2 separate regions of the Homo sapiens genome follow, and region 1 is linked to region 2. The links are chromatin contacts, found by Hi-C or POLR2A ChIA-PET in ENCODE. All regions are on one chromosome and are shown on one strand. The core of a region is the stretch at or near the end of the contact, and the rest is flanking DNA. Distances in the headings are between cores, read along the strand shown.

What was found. Hi-C counts contacts between places; a loop is a spot of excess contacts on that map. ChIA-PET counts read pairs that join two places held with the same protein, here RNA polymerase II (POLR2A). Pooled maps may share reads with other maps.
Region 1: a pooled map shows a loop between it and region 2 (3-fold over the local background). The contact joins two enhancer-like sites. A Hi-C loop is called at or near these places in 2 of 50 pooled maps. POLR2A ChIA-PET finds 5 or more read pairs at or near these places in 4 of 52 experiments (GM12878, WTC11, activated CD4-positive, alpha-beta T cell and 1 more).

What each region holds. Positions count from the first base shown.
Region 1 is chr3:196,291,206-196,293,905 of GRCh38, reverse strand. It overlaps DYNLT2B (dynein light chain Tctex-type 2B), which reads left to right. Exons shown (of 5, transcript NM_152773.5): 5 at 2,532-2,687. The coding sequence ends at 2,579. Among named protein-coding and RNA genes, the nearest start is that of PCYT1A, 4.8 kb to the right of the region's middle. RefSeq lists an enhancer at 1,070-1,159. Within about 2 kb of position 1,450, at least 3 of the 41 ENCODE cell types and tissues checked have a DNase peak (open chromatin) inside an H3K27ac peak, as active enhancers do; they include GM12878, where a contact is called at or near this core.
Region 2 is chr3:196,158,805-196,161,504 of GRCh38, reverse strand. LINC00885 (long intergenic non-protein coding RNA 885) reads right to left here. Exons shown (of 3, transcript NR_034088.1): 3 at 615-1,605. Among named protein-coding and RNA genes, the nearest start is that of LINC00885, 18 kb to the right of the region's middle. RefSeq lists a silencer at 999-1,048 and enhancers at 1,349-1,548, 1,569-1,638. Within about 2 kb of position 1,349, at least 17 of the 41 ENCODE cell types and tissues checked have a DNase peak (open chromatin) inside an H3K27ac peak, as active enhancers do; they include GM12878, where a contact is called at or near this core.

The sequences.
Region 1 (2,700 bases), core at 201-2,700, 130 kb before region 2:
TCTGGGAGGCCGAGGCGGGCGGATCATGAGGTCAAGAGATTGAGACCATCCTGGCCAACATGCTGAAACCCCGTCTCTACTAAAAATACAAAAATTAGCCAGGTGTGGTGTTGGGTGCCTGTAATCCCAGCTACTCGGGAGGCTGAGGCAGGAGAATTGCTTGAACCTGGGAGGCAGAGGTTGCAGTGAGGCGAGATTGTGCCACTGTACTCCAGCCTGGAGACAGAGCGAGACTCTGTCTCAAAAAAAAAAAAAAAAATGCATCTTGTTTGTTTGTTTTGAGACGGAGTCTCACTCTGTCACCTAGGCTGGAGAGTGGTGGTGCCATCACGGCTCACTGCAACCTCTGCCTCCCAGGTTCAAGTAATTCTCCTGCCCCAGCCTCCCGAGTAGCTGGGACTACAGGTGCATGCCACCACGCTCGGCTAATTTTTGTATTTTTTAGTAGAGACAAGGTTTCACTATTTGGTCAGGCTGGTCTCCAACTCCTGACCTCAGGTGATCTGCCTGCTTTGGCCTCCCAAAGTGCTGGGATTACAGGCATGAGCCACTGGGCCTGGCCAAAAAATGCATCTTTAGATGATACAATTCATTCATTCAACAAATAGTTCTGAGCTCCTATTATGTGTCAGCTTCTGCACCTGAGGGGCTAGGGACAAAATGATGAATAAGACAGGCATGGTTTCTGCCTATTAACATCCAGTGGGGGCCACTCAATACTCAAATGAACAAATATGTAATAAAAAACTTTAGGCTGGGTGTGGTGGCTCACGCCTGTAATCCCAGCACTCTGGGAGGCCGAGGCGGGTGGATCACCTGAGGTCAGGAGTTCAAGACCAGCCTGGCCAACATGGTGAAACCCCATCTCTACTAAAAATACAAAAACTAGCCGGGCAAGGTGGCGGGCGCCTGTAGTCCCAGCTACTTGGGAGGCTGAGGCAGGAGAATTGCTTGAACCCAGAGGGCGGAGGTTGCAGTGAGCCAAGATTGTGCCACTGCACTCCAGCCTGGGCGAGAGGGCAAGACTCTGTCTCAAAAAAAAAGCACTTTATTTGGGAGATTCCAGGAAACATTAGTAGAGGCAGAGGAAATGAGAAAGGAGGGAAAATCATGTGGTATTGAGCGGAAAACTGCTGGATGACAGGGCTCAGTCCTGTTGGAGAACTCTGGGTGGTGCTGTAGAACAGGGCCACTCACAGTGGGGTGCACAGACCAGCACGGCTCTGTGACCTGTTTGTTACAGGTCCATGATGAGGTAAACAATACACTGAGTATAAGGGTTGGTTTAGAAACTCTTACAGCAATTTGACAAAGTAATCTTCTGTGCAGTGAATCTAAGAAAAAAATTGGGGCTGTATTTGTATGTTCCTTTTTTTCATTTCATGTTCTGAGTTACCTATTTTTATTGCATTTTACAAAAGCATCCTTCCATGAAGGACCGGAAGTTAAAAACAAAGCAGGTCCTTTATCACAGCACTGTCGTAGAACACAGTTCAGAGTTATCCACCCAAGGAGCCAGGGAGCTGGGCTAAACCAAAGAATTTTGCTTTTGGTTAATCATCAGGTACTTGAGTTGGAATTGTTTTAATCCCATCATTACCAGGCTGGAGGTGAGGTTAGTGGTGCAGGAGTTGCTGAGGCAGGTGGAAATCTTGTAATAAATGCCTAAAAATGTTTTAAGCAATTTGACTGGGCTCTGGAAAGCATTTTGTGATTCTGAACTAAAAGATGGACAAGTAAATTTTATCAATTAAGAACAAACACCCAGAGACTATTTCTCTTATCCAGAATTTATGACAAGGTCCTGTTGTTCTTATTATCAGTGATACTTATAATATGGTTTCTTGGGATGAGTAATGGAGTTTACTCCAAGAAACTCAAAGCATTTCATACATTATTTCTGTGATAAATCAGGAAATATGTGAATAATTATTTTATGAATATGTATTACCTAAAGTTCATTAGTTCACATTTTATTTTTGCATTCAGAAAATCTAATTCTTTACCCATCCTAACCTTTTAGCAAGCAATTTTGTAGTCACCCTCAGGCAAGCAATAGTGTAGCTATACTCTGGAAACCCTTCACTTCTTGAAGAAGGAAAAAGTCTTCCTGATTGAAAATTGGTGGCTGGGTGAGGTGGCTCACGCCTATGATCCCAGCACTTTTGGAGACCAACATGGGTGGATTGCTTGATCCCAGGAGTTCAAGAACAGCCTGGGCAACATAGTGAGACCTCATCTTTACAAAAAATAAACAAAATTAGCCTGGTATGGTGGCAGGCACCTGTGGTCCTAGCTACTCTGGAGGCTGAGGTAGAAGGATTGCCTGAGTGTAGGAGGTCGAGGCTGCAGTGAGCTGAGATCACACCACTGCACTCCAGCCTGGGTGATAGAGTGACACCCTGTCTCAAAAAAGAAAAAAAAAATTGGAAAGATCTGAGATGGTGTTAGTTTCAGTTGCCTGTGCTGCTCTCATTCCCTCTTTAGTACTAACATTCTGGATGTGTGTGTGTGTTGTATTTATTTTTTAGGACAGTTTATTCTGCGTTGTAGCAGCATTTGGCTGTTTCTACTACTGAATGAATCTTTGAAAAGCTGGTAAAAGACATGACCATGAAGAAATCTGAACTTTTTAATATTGTTAAATATCTTGACAAAATAAAGATGTTAGTAGTTTGACAACTGAATCTGTTGTGTTTT
Region 2 (2,700 bases), core at 100-2,599:
ATCGAGACCATCCTGACCAACATGGTGAAACCCCATCTCTACCAAAAATACAAAAATTACCTGGGCGTGGTGGCAGACGCCTGTAATCCCAGCTACTCCGGAGGCTGAGGCAGGAGAATCACTTGAACCTGGGAGGTGGAGGTTGCCGAGATCATGCCACTGCACTCCAGTCTGGACACAGAGCTAGACTCTGTCTCAGAAAAAAAAAAAAAAAAAAAAAAAAAAAAAAAATATATATATATATATATATATATATTTTAATTTAGTTTTTATTTGGAATGCAGTGGTGTGATCACGGCTCAGTGTAACTTCAACCTCCTGGGCTCAAGTGATCCTCCTGCTTCAGCCTCCTGAATAGCTGGGACCACAGGTGCCTGCCACCAGCTGCCTAACTTTTTTTTTTTTTTTTTTTTTTTTTTTTTGTAGAGATGGAGTCTTTGCTATGTTGCCCAGGCTGGTCTCAAACTCCTGGCCTCAAGTGATCTTCCCTCCTTGGTCTCCCAAATTATTGGAATTATAGGCGTGAGCCACTGCCCCCAGCCTGGTTATGATTTTTTAGTGATCATGGTGTCTATTGGAAATTCTTAGAAAGTAAGAAATGCTACAAAATGTTTCTAAATGTAGTGCCATTTTCTTGAATACTGAATGAATTCATTTACAAGCCAGTTAGTAAACCATTAGCAACTGAAGATTGTCCATGTTGGCAGTATTTACACGACGGAAATAGCAAACACTACAAATCAGTGAAGTGTACAAATCAGTGTGGTCATTCATAGCACCAACCCTGCCCCAGCTGATTTACTCCTGATCACTGGGAAATTATTTGTTTTTTCTTTTAATCTCTGGGTGACTCAAATGTGTAGTCAGCAATCTGGAAGAAGTTCAGGATCTTGAGTCCACTGAGATAGGCCCCAACAGGGACTGTGGCTCAAGAGGAACCCGGACTGAATTCCATCTAGAAGGAGGACTCACTCCGGGAAAGAGGGAGTGCTCCTTAGGGAGGTGCTCCCTGCCTCCAGCCCAGGCCTTGCTCTTGGTGAGTGGTCATTTAGAGCAGGGGTTTCATGTCTTCATGTCTTTGTATTTGCACAGTAGTCAATTTATTTACTGCTGCCACTTTATTCAGTAACCTTTAGCCTATTAATTGTGTTTATTTTATTTCCCTTTTCGTCTTTCAGTGTTACTAGGCCCTGCTGGCAAACAGAATTGAGGGGGGCCTGCCCAGCAGGGAGGAAGGAGGGGCCACAGCGAGGAGTGTCTGGGACTCAGCTGAGCCTTTCTTGCCTCTGAGGCAGGTGGCCTGGGGAAGTCCTTGATCTTGAACCAGCCGGTTACAGTCTGCGGGTGGCCCCACCTTCAAAGTAAGAAATCCCCATGATTCCACTGGGGCGGCTTCAGCCAGAGGAAGCTGATGAGCCCAAGAGCTTCCTGAAAGCTGCCCAGGGCTCCTGAACAAAGGCTCCAGCTCTGAGAGGCCGTGTGAAACCGGCAAGAGCATGGAGTTACTCACGGGGCAATGGAGCATGGCACGTTCAGCGTGGAGTCCAGCGAACTGAAGGACAAATTAGATGTGCGTGTTTCAATGGAGGGGACTCTCAAAACAAGCTGTGGAGTAAAACAATGAAGGTTACCAAACCACGCACAGCACACACTGCCATTTGTGGGAACGCACTCACGTACAAACACTGAACCAGTGAAACGCCGTCTCTACTCAAAATACAAAAAATTAGCTGGGTGTGGTGGCCCGCACCTGTAATCCCAGCTACTTGGGAGGCTGAGGCAGAAGAATTGCTAGAACCTGGGAGGCGGAGGTGGCAGTGAGCCAAGATCATGCCATTGCAGTCCAGCCTGGGTGACGAGCGCGAAACTCCGTCTCAGACAACAACAACGACAACAAAACTAGTGACTGGAGAGGGTTTCGAAAGAACAAGCTGACCTGATGGACAAAGATATACATCAAAGATATATATATATATATACACCATATATAAACACTATTTAGAGTCTTTTTTTTTTTTTTTTGAGATGGAGTCTTACTCTGTTGCCCAGGCTGGAGTGCAGTGGTGTCATCTTGGCTCACTGCAACCTCCACCTCCCAGATTCAAGCGATTCTCCTGCCTCAGCCTCCCAAGTAGCTGGGGATTACAGGTGTGCGGCACCATACGCAGCTAATTTTTTGTATTTTTAGTAGAGATGGGGCTTCACCGTGTTGGCCAGGCTGGTCTCTAACTCCTGACCTCCACCCGCCTCGGCTTCCTAAAGTGCTCAGATTACAGGCATGAGCCACTGTGCCTGGCCACAATTTAGAGTCTTTATAAAGACAGGCTCCAAATAAAATTCGAGGTCTCTCCCCAGGGACATAGAAAAGAGAGTGGTCATGGCTGGACATCATGGTTCATGCCTGTAATCCCAGCACTTTGGGAGGCCAAGGCAGGCGGATCATGAGGTCAGGAGTTCGAGACCAACCTGGCCAATATGGTGAAACCCTGTCTCTACTAAAAATACAAAAATTAGCCAGACGTGGTGGCGTGTGCCTGTAGTCCCGGCTACTGGGGAGGCTGAGGCAGGAGAATAGCTTGAATCCGGGAGGCAGAGGTTGTAGTGAGCCAAGATCGTGCCACTGCACTCCAGCCTGGGCAATAGAGCAAGACTCTGTCTCAGAAAAAAAAAAGAGGCACCTTGAGTTTCCTAAGGGTAGGC